Linked DNA regions of Homo sapiens: region 2 is linked to region 1. Evidence: chromatin loops called from intact Hi-C (ENCODE). Cell type or tissue: CD14-positive monocyte. All regions are shown on one strand.

The links. A loop is a pair of places that touch in the nucleus more often than their neighbours do. Peaks named below come from ENCODE experiments on the same cell type or tissue, not always from the same donor. Only the 100,000 strongest peaks of a DNase experiment are listed, where the experiment ranks them.
Region 2: a loop joins it to region 1, with 1.8 times the contacts of the local background. A loop is called at or near these places in 3 of 110 quality-filtered maps.

What each region holds. Positions count from the first base shown.
Region 1 is chr21:38,330,189-38,338,188 of GRCh38, reverse strand. It overlaps LINC01423 (long intergenic non-protein coding RNA 1423), which reads left to right. Exons shown (of 6, transcript NR_110545.1): 2 at 4,813-4,873; 3 at 5,157-5,227; 4 at 5,712-5,763; 5 at 6,401-6,468. Among named protein-coding and RNA genes, the nearest start is that of LINC01423, 12 kb to the left of the region's middle. RefSeq lists enhancers at 3,014-3,183, 4,286-5,485. In CD14-positive monocyte, CTCF peaks have their summits at 4,074, 4,605 and 4,952; no DNase peak of the experiment used is centred here.
Region 2 is chr21:38,264,474-38,272,473 of GRCh38, reverse strand. The region is part of intron 1 of KCNJ15 (potassium inwardly rectifying channel subfamily J member 15); the gene reads right to left. Among named protein-coding and RNA genes, the nearest start is that of KCNJ15, 11 kb to the right of the region's middle. RefSeq lists silencers at 2,553-2,602, 4,033-4,102. In CD14-positive monocyte, no CTCF peak of the experiment used is centred here; DNase peaks (open chromatin) are centred at 3,383, 4,113 and 4,903; H3K27ac peaks cover 3,496 bases.

The DNA.
Region 1 (8,000 bases):
TTCTTAGCAGATCTAGGGAGGGAGAAAGAACCTGGATGAGAGTAAAGAGCGCAGGCATGTGAGTGCACAGGGAGGTCTGGAGCACCAAGCTTGGGAATGCCTTTGGGCTTTCTTTGCTTTGACCGAGCGCCTTGCTGTATATAACAGGTAAGGGCAGGCCACATACTTTAGTTTTCCTCCAGGTGCCTTGCACAACGCTTCGCCTATAGAAGGCACCTACTGACTATTTGTCTTATAACTGAGCAAGAGCTTTGGGATTTGCCCTGTGCCCACTTGGCACAGCAGTGGGCCTCTGTGGGAGGGACTGAAAATCACCTGGAGATTTCCTTTAAAAAATAAAAAACAAAAACACAATCATGCCCCTCCCAGGATCTGTACCTTCCTGCCTGGGGAAAAGGCACCTGTGGGGGCCAGTAGGCATGAATCAGTCCACATCCCGAGGTGTGTACAAAAGAGAAATCTGTGTTTTTTATTTACTTAAATTTTATTTCAAGAGAACCATTTCTTCACCAAGCTGGATCATTTCCTGAAAGTTCCTCTTTGTAAAGGGCTGAATTCGGACTCCTAAAATTCTTCTGTTGAAGTTCTAACTTCCAGTACCTCCGAATGTGATGGTATTTGGAGACAGGACCACTAAAGAGGCAATTAAGTTACTATGAGATCATTAGAGTGGGCCCTAAATCCATATGATCAGTGTTGTAATGAGGATATTAGGACACAGACAGGCACAGAGAGAAGCCCATGTGAAGACACAGGCAGAAGACAGTCATCCACAAGCCAAGGAGAGAGGCCTCAGAAATAGCCAAGTGACACCTTGATCTTGGACTTCTGACCTCTAGAAGTGCTACAAAAAAAAAAGTCTGTTGTTGAAGCCACCCAGTCTGTGGAATTGTTGGGGCAGCCCTAGCAAACCAAGGCACTTTCCTTACTCTGTGACCAGATCATGGTCTCAGGGACATATGTAGGTTGTGGAACTGCTGAGTGGGGTGGGGGCAGGAGTGGATCCTCTGGTCCTCATTGGGCCTCATCATCAGTCTATATACATTACAGTCCATTGACTGGCCCTTGGGGCAATTAGGCCTGAGGTTCAAAGCCCCATTTGGGGTGAAGATACCTTTCTCAAGTACCTAAGAGGACCAGGCAGCTGCCGCCTTCCTGGGACCTTGCTGAGCTATCCCAGTCTCCTCCCCACACCCCAGGAGAATATCTCCCTGACCTGGGGAAAATTGCCTGATCTGGGGAAATGTTCCTTCTGTTTATTGGTCCAGTATTTTTTGTTTCTACTCTGATCTGATTTGGTTCTGTGTCCCCATCCAAATCTCATGTTGAGTTGTAATCTCCAGTGTTGAGAGAGGGACCTGGTGGGAGGTGATTGGCTCATGGGGGGTGGACTTCCCCTTTTGTTGTTCTCGTGATAGTGAGTTCTCATGAGATCTGATCATTTAAAAGTGTGTGGCACTTTCCCCTTGTCTCTCTCTCCCTCCTGCTCCACTATGGTAAAACGTGCTTCCCCTTCACCTTCCGCCATGATTGTAAGTTTCTTGAGGCCTCCCAGTCATGCTTCCTGTTAAGCCTGCAGAACTGAATCAATTAAACCTCTTTTCTTAATCAATTACCCAGTTTCAGGTAGTTCTTTATAGCAATAATGGGCTAATACATACCCCTAAGCCCTTTTATTTTGCCAGCTCAGTAGATTCTCTGAAATCCCCCAGGGGCTTAGACTTCCAGAAGACCAAAGCTGGGCAATTTCTGCCTTTATTTCTACTGCATCCCACCAGGGGACAGTGAACACAGAGCCCACTCACTTTTTAAATAAGGGACAGGAATAGGACGATGAAAACCTCTGGCATCCACACCTAACTGACTTTTCCCAGGTGATTGGAGAATGCCTCTCTGTCTCTCCATCTAGAGCTCTAGGGAGAGGGGTACCCCAGCATGGGAACTTCACACGGGAAATGCTCAGTGAGTGTTGGATGGCTCACCTCATACTGGTTGGCAGAGCATGAGAGTGGAACACACTGGTTTGGATTTGGGGCATGGGCAGGTGGACTCAGATGAGACCAGGGCTCTCATGAGGATGCAGCTGTGCAAATTAAGCACTTCCCCAGGCCTCAGCAGCCTTGGGGTGCAAATAGGTCACAGCATGTTAAAAAAAAATCAGGCTCAGCCCCTACTGACTCTTCCAGGACCTCTTTCATGTGCCTCCATCTCTCCCAGAGACCTCTTGGTGTCCTCCGGTTGGGCTCTCATGCTCATTACCAAGGGCATCCAAGTCAAGTTGCGATGTGGTTCTGTATTCTCCTCCCCACTCAGGTCTGGCTCATGGAGGGCACTTTTTACCATGAACACTGGCAAAGCCACCACCATGACTGATACTTGTTATTAGGGGCTGCTGTTGCCTATGACGTATGCCAGTGGCTAAGAAGCTGGGTAGTGGGTTGAATGGTGACCCCCAAAAGATACGTCCGAGTCCTAATCCCGAGTACCTGTGAATGTGACTTCATCTGGAAAAAAAACATCTTTTCAGATATAATTAAGGGAAGGATCTGCAGATGAGATCATCCTGGATTGATTAGGTGGGCCCCAAATCCAATGACAGGAGTCTTCAGAAGAGACAAAAGAGAAAACACAGACAGAAAGAAGAGATTGGAGTGACACAGCCGCAAGCCAGTGGATGCCTGGAGAGACCAGAAGCTGGAGGCGGCAAATGGCAGATTCTCCTCTTGAGTCTCCAGAGGGTGCCATGGCCCTGTGGACCCTTTGACTTCAGATTGCTGGCCTCTAGAACTGTGAGACAATACATTTCTGTTGTTTTAAGTCACCCTATTTGTGTTAATTTGTTGCTGCAGCCACCACCGTCCCAAGGGAAGGTGCCGATGTTGTCTGGGAAGCTGTTTCTGCCCCAAGGCTGCGGCAGACTCTGACTCTCCACTCACCCTCATGGCTCCATTCCAAGTGGAGTGGGGAGAATATTCCCCATATGGGGAATTGAACTCCTCCACTGCAACCAATGCTCCTAGTACTGGATGTATCTGTAGATTCTTCCGCTTCTTTGACCCAGCTTTTCTCCAGCCACAGCCCTGCAGCAGGTCTGGGTGGAAGGTCAGCTGGGGCACGTGATGACTAGCATGGACTCCAGATGGCTCTTGGCCACTGTCAGGGCCTGATGTCCCCGACGATGACCTAATGGCATGACAAGTCACCAGTTCAGCGGCCACAGGGGCCGGCGGGTTCTGTGAAGGAGGAATGGGGGTGGTGTGGCAGAGGGGACAGGGAATCCCAGCTGCAGGGGCAGCGGCAGCTCCTCCCCTCCATGGAGCCATGAGATCATGTAGGTCCAAAGCTGTCAAGTCTCCAGGATCCAGACAACAGTGTGAACTTTCTCAATGTTTAGACGTTGGCTCAAAACATTTAAAGAAAACATATGCCCTCTACAAGGGACCTTTGCACAAAGGATCTCAGTGGGAATCTTTATATTCTTAGGGACCCACAGATGGTCTCAGGTCGCTAGAAATCTCTAAAGGACACACAGACCTAAGAAATGTTTTGTGGTTTTTTTTTTTTTTTTCTGAGGAGGATCTCTGTAGACTACATCAGTGTTCAGAGAATCCAAAATATTAGGTGTCCCTGACTTATGATGAGATATTTTGTTTGTTCATTTTCTAAAAGGCTTCTTGAGCCTATGCACAAATCTCTCCTGGAAATTCTTCCCTTTGTTGGGTCTGAACTTGTGTGCATGTTGCTTAGGTTCAAGCCCCTGGCTGCCTGTGGTTTTTCTAAGTGTGGGCCAGAGAAGGTTCTAGAATAATCAGTGAGATTAATGCCATACATCGGTGCTTTTGAACTGGGGCCTATGTTCCCCCAGGGCAGCTACAGGAGAACTGTGGGTACAGCTTTCTGGGGCACCATTTTTTTCAGGTTTCGGGCAATTATTAATGCTACATTTAATATAAAATAGACATGGGTATAGCATGGAAAGAAATGTAAAATTCTCATGAATTATTAAGATAAATACAAGACTTCAAAAACATTCCATGCAAGTTATGGGGCTGCTTCGGGTTATCCCTCCAGACCCCCGGTGCTCATTTGCCCTACTCCACAGCTAGAGGGACCCAGTAGAACATTCTGAGAAGCTCTTCCCTACATAGCACCAAGGACTTGGCAAAACTTTGTCTACTCTTAATGGTCCATGGTTTACCCATGTTCCTTTACAAAAGGAGCTGAGGAGGCGACAGGCATTTGGGGCTTTGTAGAAATTTAAAGTATGGTGCAAAGATTCACAGCCTCAAGGACTCCTGGAGTCACCTGGAGATCTCTTGGCAGGACCTTCGTCTCTAGGATCATTTATGTTATGTGGGAGATCAGATCAAGTACACCCTGGCATGGACTTCCCCTGACGCTGTGCTGGAGCCTGGCCTCTGTGTCTGTCCTGGCATCTGCCCAGCGGCCTTCAACACAGTAAGGGCCTAAATTGGACCTTCACACTTGACACTGGCCAATGTGCCTGCCTTGTTGTTATCCTAACTGAGTCCTGAGATGAAGCATGTTCTATGCTAAGCACATCATCTAAGATACATTCTCTGTTTCAGACAGAAAATGCAGCCCCAGAAGAATATACTGCATTAAGATCTGCATTCACAGATACCTCTAAGTATTGGAAACTGTATAACTTGGTGTTGCTTGCCAAGTGTATTTAAGCTCCCAGGACTGTAGAAGATTGGCATTGACTCAGGGATCTTACCATAACAACTCATAGTTTGGTGGGAGGAAATAAAACTCAGTGATTTAACTAAACTACTCTCTTTTAAACAGGACCCTCCACTTTTCCACCAGTTTGTCCACCGGTGAAAAGGAGAAGCCAGCCAAGAACCAGGTTTGTGCTGATATTTCCTTGAGCCATTTTGCTAGAAGTTAACAGAGGCTGGGCTCCTGGCTCCACTGCTTCTCTTCCTGGCTGTGGAACCTCAGGCAATATTCCTATTACCTGCCCTCAGCTTCCATTTCCGCATCTGTAAAGTGGAGATGATAGAAATCCAATAGCGATAATAGTTGCAAGAATTAATTAAACTGGCATACATAAATTTCTTATCAGGGTGCCCAGCACATTAGAAGTGATTAATAATTCTGAGATTTTATTTTTTCACTTGATCATACAGCAGCTTCTGGCTACCTTGATCAGAAGGTTGATGAAGGCAATGAAACAAAGATGGAAAAACACATCACACAGGTAATTGCCTGTGCTCTTCCGCCTCCAGAGTGACACAGGTGCCTGGAAGGCATGTTAGGTTGGGGTGGAGCCAGGGGAGGGGTCCAGCCAGAAAGAGGATCTGGGATGAAAGGCTGTTGCTGCCTTCAGAAAGCTCAGTGACTGGGGAGACAAACATGTTTCAAACAAGGGGCCATAGTGGCATTTGGCATATTGTAAACTAGAGGCTTATAGAAGATGCTAAGAGAGGTTTGGAGAGTGCTGTGGTTTGAATGTCCCCTCCAAAATTCATGTTAAAATTTAATTGCCAGTGTGACAGTATTTAGAGGTGATGAGGCCACGAGGGCTCCACCCTCAAGAATTGAATAATGTTGTTACTGCCGGAGTGGGTTAGTTTTATGAGAGTAGGCTGCTTGTACTAGTGAATTTGACCCCCTCTTGCTCTCTTGCTCTCTCATGCTGTCTTGCCTTCCACCTTCTGCCATGGGGGTGACACACCACAAAGGCCCTTACCAGATGCCAGCATCTTGATATTGGACTTCCCAGCCTTCAGAACTGTGAGCATATATTTCTTTTCTTTATAAATTACCCAACCTGTGTTTATAGAAACACAAAATGGTTAGAAAGTTGGTACTGAGAATTGAGGCTGTTACTATAACAAATACCTGAAAATGTGAAAGTAGCTTTGGAACTGGGCAATCGATAGAGGTTGAAAAAATTTGGAAGAGTAGGCTAGAAAAAGCCTACATTTCCATAAACAGAGTAGTAAGGACAATTTTGGAGAGGGCTCAGAAGAAGAGGAGAGCTGTAGGGAGAGTATGAAACTTCTTACAGATTACTTGAGTGGCCATGATCAGAATGTTGTTAGAAATGCTGAGTGTAAAGGCCATTCTGATGAGGTCTCAGGTGGAAAAAGAGGGTATCTTTTTGGACACTGGAGTAAAGAGCATCCTTGTTATGAAATGGCAAAGAGCGTGGTCAAATTGTGTCCATGCTCAAGGGATTTACAGAAGGTGGAATTTAAGAGTGCCCGACTAGAATATCCAGTAGAAGAAACTTCTAAGCAAAATATTGGAGGAGTTGTGCAGCTACTTTTAACTGCATATAGTAAGATCCAAGAGGGGAAAAATGACTTAAAGATGGAATTTATAATTTAAAACAAAAGCAGAACAGAAAAATTTTTTAAATTTTCAGCCTGACCATTTACAGAATGAAAATGTGTTCACATGAGGAAACCAAGGGTGTGGCCAACAAACCGTTGGGTAAGGAGACTCGTACAGATGGAAGGGCTCATCAAGACAGTGGAAGAATGACCCCAAAGGCATTTCAGAGATCTTCAAAGCTGCCCTCAATGACAGGTCCAGAGCTCTCAGAGGACAGAATGGTTTTTGGGGATGGGCCTGGATGCCCTCTACAGGCTCACTGTCCAGGGCCACATTGGGTCTCTGTTTTTACATCCTGGTGCAGTGATTCTCCACTGCTCCAGCTGTGGTTCAAGTGGCCCCAGTTGTGGCTCAATCTACTGCTCCAAAAGGTGTAAGCTGTAGACATTGGCAGCATCTACATGGTGCTAATTCTGCAGGCATGTAGAATGCAAGAGCTGTGGGGCACAGTGACCTCCACCTAGATTTTAAAGGCTGTCACAGTCTACCTGGGGGCCCAGGCAAAGACTTGTCATGGAGGCAGAGCCATCACAGGGAGCTCTATTCGGGCAATGCTGAGTCTAAATGTGGAGTTGGAGCTGCTGCAGGGGCTGTGCTGTGCCTAGCGGAGCCAGGGTCATTTCTGAGACCCCAGAACTGTAGAGCTACCAGCTTGAAATATTAACCTGGGAGAGCTGCTGGTGCCACACTCCAACCCGTGAGACCTGCTAGGTAGACTGAACTCAGCAAAGCCATAGGAGCAAGGATGCCTGAGTTCCTGGGAACCCAACTCCTGCCCCAGAGTGCCCAGGACATGGAGTCAAAGCAGATTATCTCTTTCTTCTTGCTTATTCTTCCCTTTTGGAATGGGAATGTCTATCTTATGTCTGTCCCACCATTGTATTTTGGAAGCATGTAGCTTGTTAATTTCACAGTTTATAGCTGGAGAGGAATTTGCCTCAGCATGAATCATGCCTTGAGTCTCCCCGATTTCTAATTCAGATGGGACTCTGGGCTTTGGACTTTTGAGTTGATGCTGAAATGAGTTAAGACTTCTGGGGCATCAAGATAGAATGAATGCATTTTGTATGTCAGAAAAACATTAGTTTTGGGGGGGCCGTGGTTGGAATGCTGTGGTTTGAATGTCCCCCTCCTGCCTTACTCTGTTTTCTGTTGCTAAAATTGAATAACTGAGACTGGATAATTTATAAAGAAAATAAATTCATTTCTTACAGTTCTGAGGAAATCCAAGGTTGAGTGGCCACATCTGGCGAAGGCCTTCTTGCTGGTGGGGACTCTCTGGAGAATCCCAGTATGGCTCAAGACATCACATGGCAAGGGTGTGAAAATGAGAGCCACGCTGGCTTTTAAACAGACTCATTCCTGTGATAGCCCATTAATCCATTAATTCATGTATGGATTAATCTCATGAAGGCAGAACCCGCATGACTCACTGACCTCTTAAAGGCCCCACCTATTAATACTGCTACATTGAGACTTTTCAACATACTTTTTGAAGGGGACAAATAATCAAAACACTGCACTTCCAAAACTTGTGTTGAAATGTAATGGCCATTGTGATGGTATTAAGAGGTGGGACCATTAAGAGGTGATTAAGCCATGAAGGCTTCACCATCATGAATAGAATAATG
Region 2 (8,000 bases), 66 kb after region 1:
AGCAGGGGGAAGCCTGTGTACAACCCACACCTGCAGGCTACGTGCTCCTGTGCTGGCTGAGCCGGTAGGCAGGAACACACTCTCCACCCCAGCTTGCAGAAGCTGAGCATTCAGGCAGAGCCTCGGTCCCACCGCCCAGCTGCCCTCATCCGTGTCCAAGGACAGAGCCCTTGAGCCACGAGGGCTTCTGGCACATGGCTTCAGTTTTTATGGGTGAAAGACAGTCCTCTGGCATCATTAAGGTATTTATATCTGAGATAGCTCCAGATTTCTTAAAAGCTATTTGACAACAAAAACTGCCAAGCAGAATTAACTACCACAGAGGCCTGGAAAGCAGCACAAGTAAGTTTTTTAATTCTTCAGAGGTGGTAGAAGTCACCAGAAATTCTCCCTCTTGAATTCTCTCTAAAGGGCTCTGGATCCTTGGAAAAATGATCTGGTCAAGCCTCATACTTTAGTAATTCTTAAAACTGTCATGGTCCCATGCTTTCTGTCTCAATTGTGGCACCGGATCGCAGGTTTTGGCCGTTTCTTTTTAAAGCAGCCTCTAACGGTGGAGAAATTATTATAAACAAATGGGAGCATGCTAGCAGCTTCCCATGACAGTGGGTGGATCTCACCTGCCTTCGGTTTAGACAAGCACCATGTGAATTTCTATGGGCGTTTTCTTCCCTGTGCCATGTGTTCCTATAGTGACCTTCTGCACAGGATGGGCATGATCTGCATGGAACAATGATGGCGACGTCTGGCAGCCCAGGCTTGGGGGATCGTGTGGCCTAAGCAGTGTAGCACACAAGCTCATTGCCTTCCATTGAGAAGAATACTCAAATACACCCAGCTCAGTCTCCAGGACTTCCCCTTATAGGACCACATTAGCAATGAGAGAGCTCCAGGAAAGACATATAAACACATTTCAACTGCTTAGGAAAAGCAGGAATCGCATGCCTCTTTTAAACTGCAAGTGTTTCACTGATTTTCACTTTCCACTCACTCCTCTGATCTCTGTTGCCAAACGATAAACCAGTTTAATTATGTTGCTTCCGCCTGAGTTTGGCTTCATCTTTTCCTCTTTAGTTTCCACCTGGGATAGGAGGAGGCCTGGTGAAGAGTTCTAGGCCACATTAGGAGAACAAGCTCTTCTGTGTCCTGCAAAACCTCCGGCAAATGACCCAGCCCCTCCGAGCTTCAGTTTTCTCAATGATACTGGGAGATGGGGTCAGACTAGCTTCTCTGAAACCTCTTTAAGTTTTAGCTTTCTATGAAGGGAAATTTAAAGAAAAGCACAGAGAGACGGACTAGACTCTATTCGGGGCTTATTTAAGCAGCTACACCAACTTTACAAGAGCATCTTTTCTTGAAGATGCCCAACCAGGTTTTGTCCCTGAGAGGATTTGGAAAGGTCCACTTAGCAGAAACCCTGCTGGCCTGGGGCTCCCCAATGTCCAGATGGACTCAGCTTCACCAGATCAGTGTTGTTGCCACTCAGAAATGCCTTTGGCTGTTGGAGAAACCAGGCTGTATGCCTATCTGCTGCATATGAAATTCCTGATGATGCATGCAACGTATAGGGAATTCTACATTGACCCAGGTAGAACAGTTACACACTCCCTTAAATATGAATACACTTATGAACCTTTTCAGTCTGTTACTATAATGCAAAGAATGCAGAATCAAGTTTTGCCTTGGTCTTGCCATAAATACACTGCTCTGGTCAAATTTGCTGATTTTTTTTTATGTTCTCTTAGTTTTGACAAAACGGGATGATCACAAGTTCATTTGATATTATGCCATGTTCAACTTCGTGTTGGGCATTTTGGTGATAGGGAGGCAATATGCTATAGTGGGAAAGGTACAGGGTAGGAGCCAGACAGACTTGGGTTCAAATCTCAGATCTTCAGGTTATGACCTTCTAGGAGGAGTTAAAGTGTGAAAGCCTAGCCCCTGGGGTCATCCTGAAGATGGAGTGAGATGCCTTCTGAAAGGCAACTGGGCTAGTGACTTTGGACAAGTCACACTGTCTCCCTGATCTTCAGTTTCCTCATTTGTAAAAAGAGAGATAATAAATTTCACATTGCATTAGGCTAGGATTACAAATGCTGAGCTGCATGCACTCAGCTCAGGGTGCAAAAGGGAGCTGATTCTAGCTCAGCCAAGTCCAACGTGCTGTCAGCCCTCCAGGGGCTCGTAATCTGATTGGAGATATGGGATACACCAACACCGAATGAATCAGGACACAGCATCTGATTAGTCCTTAGTAGCAAAGAGACACACTAGGTTTTGTTCAGCCTGGAGAAGATAACATTTAGAAAGTGTAGAAGAGGTAAGGCCCCATCGGGAAGGGAAAGCTGAGTCTTGACAGGCCTTGAAGGGCTTCGAAGCTACATAATGAGATTCTAATAGAAAAGGGAAAGAATGCTTTCCAGGAATTGGAGCTGCAAAGGCAATGGCAGTGAAGTGGGGAAGCATACAGGAGCAATTGAACAGGGCGGGGGGCCTTGCTGGGGAGCGGTGGGAAGAAGTGTGGGTGAAGCAGAGTCAGGCCATAGGGTTCCTGCATGATACAAGTAGGGGCATCCCACAGAGAACCCCAGGGTGCAACAGTGGTGTTTTACAGTGGTCACTTTCAATAGATCCAGTTAAGCCTGCTAAGAATTACCAGCAGCTCTGTCTCCCAGGGACACTTTGTGCTCTCCTCGTGCAAAACTTGCTCTCTGTCCCCTCCTCTCTGGTTTCAGAGAGTATTGTGGTTTCTCTCCACACCAGCTTAAGCACTGTGTAGTCAATTTATAGTTTACAGGGATTTCCCACACACCCATATATGTTTTCCACTGAGGTCGGTGCTTTTTCCTAGACCCACCCAAATTCCAGAGCAAGGCTCACTTGCATGCCAAGTTGATTTTCTTTTTCTTTATCCCTTCTTCTCCTTATAAAACAGAGGAGATAGTTACTTTTTTAATGTTTCTGTGTATTTTTAACAGAAATGAAAGAAGCAACCCCAGAAAAAAACAATGACAAGGGTAATTTCGGATTCAATTTGCATTGACAACAATAGTTGTTCATAGAGGCAAACCCAGCAAGTGAGTTTTTTCACATTGCAACTCTTGTTTATACAAGTTTGAGTGGCTATAGGGTATAACGCCTTTTATAAGTTTAAAAAAAAAGCTTGAAAGTTTTTAACGGACAGACTCTGGCTCTGGAATTCAGGCTTTCTTTACAAAGTAAGTTTTGTTTTGTTTTGTTTTTAGAACAAAAAGAACGTATGAAAAGGGAATCAGGTCCTTAGAAAGGAAATTAGGAATCATTCTGGTCATTTTGAGAATGCTCATTCCCTACTGATTCATAAGATAGAAGACAGAAGTGCTTTCCACAACACTTTCACAAAAAATCATGTCATTTAACTTCCTTGTTGTCCTGTGGCAGGAATTTCCCTGCCTTTTGTAGGTGAGAAACTAAGAAGTTGAATCACTTGTGGAGGATCCCTCAGCCCATAGGTGGGGACTCCAGTCCAGGGCTTCTACCACCAAGTCGAACCTTTCCTTCACCAGCTGCCTTAGGGACAAGCCTTGAGCTCAGCCTGGTCCTGGGGAAGAAGGAAGGTGGGGAACAGTGGGAGGGTGGCATCCTGGAGTGGAGAGAGAAGTAGCCCACCTCTGTCTCTTTCCCATATGCCCCATAATGTACTAAGAAATTGAAGCTCAGAACATTAGTGCACCTTTCCCAAGAGTATTGCTGCCAGGAGTCTGCACACCTGGAATTCACATCCAGGAAGGTCAGATTCCAAAGGCCAAAGTCTCTTTCCATGAGACCAGGCCGCCTCTCTCATTAGAATGACCTTCCATTTGTCAGGTTTCCACCATTACCTGTCAGGGGCTTTTTCTCACTCTCCTCCCACTTTCTTTTTTTTTTTTTTTTTTTTTTTTTTTCAGATTTTAAGTACTCTTGTCAGATATTTGTTTTCTCCTCTCCAAATGTTTCCAAACTGTGTGTTGTTACTCATTTGACTTTTGCTAAGAAAATTTAGGCTGTAATATTTTTTTTAAAAAATCCACCTACATAACTTTCAATACTGCTACAATGCAGCACTTCCTTTTTTGCTGAAGTTTGGCTTAATCACAGTACAGCACTGAAAAACCAGAATATAGTCCCAGCCAAAGAAACTTGAAACTGTAGGTAGGTTAGAAGTCAGTGGCAACCGATTGTTCTGAAGAAAACTGGCATTGTTTCCTTGTTCTCCCGCTTTCATTATTACTATCTTTGTCAGATCCTGTTTGTGTTCAAAAGGCTGCTGGTCTTATGAAAGGATAAACTTGAAACATCTTGCTTTAATCATTGCAGCAATTAGCAAATAACTGCATTATCTTTCCTTTTTTATTATAAACATATTCAAGAATAGACTTGTTTAGTTGTAGTTACTCAGAGCTTCTCAGAAAACTGAAGCGGGTTGCTCATAAAAACCAGGTATTCAACCTGTTCAGAAGGCGCCTGAGTTGCTGGAATCTTCCTTCATGTCTCCAGTAATTATGTGACTACAAGAACAGATGTAACCCCCTCTCCAAGCTAAGCATATACTTTTTAAGTCATGATAGATTTAACTGAGTGAATAACTCAGTTGACTTTGAGGAGGAAGGGGAATAGGTTTGTCAAATTTAGCAAAAAAGAGCATGAGAAACATTAACCATTAATAGGCTTGAAGACAGCCAGCTTCCAGGACCCTGAGAACTCTGCTCTGCCAGCCAAATGATAATCTCTCAGTTTCTCTCAGGCTTTTCATCTGAACTGAGTTGGCAAGGTGCTACCAAGCCTTCCTATTCCACTGTTTCTTCCCTTCAACTCCCTCCATCTCCTCTTCTCTGATATATGAGTCAAGGGTGGCGCCATTAACTGTGTCTTCCTCAGAAAGTTCCTACTGTTGGTTACCAGTGGGTCAGCAGACTCATTGCTCATCTATCTGCCTCTCTGAGAGTTCACTCTCCTGCAGCGTGGTGGGTTTTTCTTCTTCCCCATCCTTTGTAATTATATTCCCCAAGGTCTTGTGCTCATCCTCCTTTATTATATCTTTCTATTCTCTCTTGGCATCCTCTGAGTTACCCTACTGCCTATTCAGAGTCCCATGGTGTTAATCAATGCTCACTAACAGCATCTCCTCAGGGATCCAGTCTCTGTTTCCAACATCTCCTGGAATGAGAGCAGTCCAGAACTGACTCATCCAAAACTGAAGGCATATTATTCTCCCTAAATCCAGCTACATCTCCTGATTTTTGTTTCCTAACAATGGCGTCCTCATTCTCTCACCTCTCCCTCTTTAAGCAACTGTACTCCTGTATCCAATCAGTGCAAGCCCCAGATTCCACCTGCTGAATCTCCCTTGCACCGGTGTCTCTCCTGCCCCTTCCCACAGCCACCATGCTGGTCCAGGTCTTCATTCCTTTCACTCAGTCTCTCAAAATACCCTTTGAATTAGTCACTTGATCATCACTGCCAGACTGGTATTTCTAAAGTGCAGCTCAGGACCCAGAAAACCAAAATATTCAATGACTTCTCATTGCCTATGTTTAACTCCCACCTCCTGCAGCAGAGGCTTAAGGGTGTGGCTTCTAGAGATGGACAACCTAGCTTCAAAGGCCAGCTTCACCCCTCTCTGAAGCCTGTGTCCTCAGCGTGTTACTTAACCTCTGCACCCTGCTTTCCTCATCTCTAAAGAGGTTAGCAAGAAAGCCTGCCTGTGTGAGGATTAAGAAATACTTAGAGCCATGGAAGGATCTAGAACCAGAAATACCATTTGACCCAGCAATCCCATTACTGGGTATATACCCAAAGGATTATAAATCACTCTACTATAAAGACACATGCACACATATGCTTATTGCAGCACTGTTCACAATAGCAACGACTTGGAACCAACACAAATGCCCTGGAATCAACCCTAATGCCCATCAATGATAGACTGGATAAACAAAATGTGGCACATATACACCATGGAATACTATGCAGCCATAAAAAAAATAAGTTCATGTCCTTTGCAGGGACATGGATGAAGCTGGAAACCATCATTCTCAGCAAACTAACACAAGAACAGAAAACCAAACACCGCATATTCTCATTCATAAGTGGGAATTGAACAATGAGAATACATGGGCATAGGGAGGGGAACATCACACACTGGGTACTGTCAGCAGGGTGGGAAGCTAGAGGAGGGAGAGCATTAGGAGAAATACCTAATGTAGATGACGGGTTGATGGGTGCAGCAAATCACCATGGCGCGTGTATACCTATGTGACAAACCTCCACATTCTGCACATGTATCCCAGAACTTAAAGTATAATAAACAAACAAACAAACAAAAAGAAATACTTAGAGCCCTGCCTGGCCTTTCAGGAGTGCTCAGCACTGTTGGCTGCCAGCTTTGTCCTGACTGTGGCCCTCACTCTCCCATTCTTTCCCTGCAGTAAGCTCAGCCCCTGTGCACACTGCCGACCTCCCGCACCCTCCTGCTGGTGCATGGTAACTCCTCCTGCTCTGAAGGCTTCTCCCCGTCCTGACCCTGGAAGTCGTCTTGTTCTGCAAGGCACATCTCAAATGTCCCAGTGCCTCTTACAGTCATCCCAAAGGGATCTGGTCTTTCCCTCTCTGACTTTCCCTGGAACTTTGTCAGGGCCTCTCATGTCAATGTCATCACATTCTGCTGGACACTGCAGCCTTTCTTGTGCTTTGGGTGTTTTTCTTTACTGTTTCTCTACCTCCATGTCTTCCTATCCACACCTCTGTCCAGCAGCAGCCTGGAGGCTCCTTGAGTCCTTGATGTCACTTATATCTTCTAAATCGACATAAGACGGACCACCCAGCCTCCTGCAGAGTAAGCCCTTGGCAAGAATATACTTGGTGAAGATCACTGAGGGTTAAAGCCTGACTATTCAAAATCTGAGTGAGAGTTGATTTAAAAACCCATCAAATATACATTTCTACCAACCACAGGGCTAGCAAGTCAGACCATTTCTTCAGATACTGAAAACTAAGCAAAGTGCTGTGCAGAAAGTATCATTTAGGGAACATTCCCAGGATATTGGACTAGACATGTTAATATCCATAATTATACAATTCATGTTTAAATGTACATATCCTTATGCAGCCCTAGACTCTGAAATGCCATATACTGGCATAGGCTGCTCCCAGCTGCAATGAAATTCGCTTGATTGTAATCACAGAAAAGTGGCCCTTACAAGTTTTAGTCCTATAATATTTCATCTTTAAAATGGGTAAATGTTAGAAAATTCTCTTCAATTTAAAATTTAAAACACATTCAGAGCCAAATACCTTTATTGCCACAGGTATGCTAACACAAGCCAGATCTAGACATAGCGTTTGAAGGAGACTGAAATGATGCTAATTTTGTTGTTTTCTGCATTTGCTGCTCCATGGATCAAATCACCCCTTTCTAGCCTGGGATTGCAGTATATTCTTTCTTTTATTTTTTCCCCTTGTTTTCTTCCTCAGAATCAGACTTCCAGCCCACACTCCCATGCTGAACCCTGCTGGCTCCGTATTTACTTTTCTGTTTTATTTCAAGTGTCTTCATTTTCTTCTTTCCAAAATAACCTGCATGTTTTCTATTTCTCCTCTGTTGGGTTTACACAACTTCTATATCTTAAGCACATGGTTCCCTGTTTCTTGTCACTCCTTAATAAGATGTCTCCCTCCTTAATAACCCCACTTACGCAATTCTAGCAGCCAATCTATCACTTTGTAATATTCACCAAGGGAGAGAACACACCAGTTAGCCATTTTCACATACACATATTTTCAAAAGACTTCAGATAAAAAGGTCTCTGCTGTGCGTTTGCAGGATGAGGTAGATGTAAGTTCATGGTGAAAGTAAAGATGTAATTATAGCAAAAATTATGCCTTTCATGTCAGTGCCTGTGGATTCAATACATATTGCTTGAAGAATACCTTGGGCCATGCCCTGAAAGCACAAAGAAATAACTACATAAAATCTCCATTGT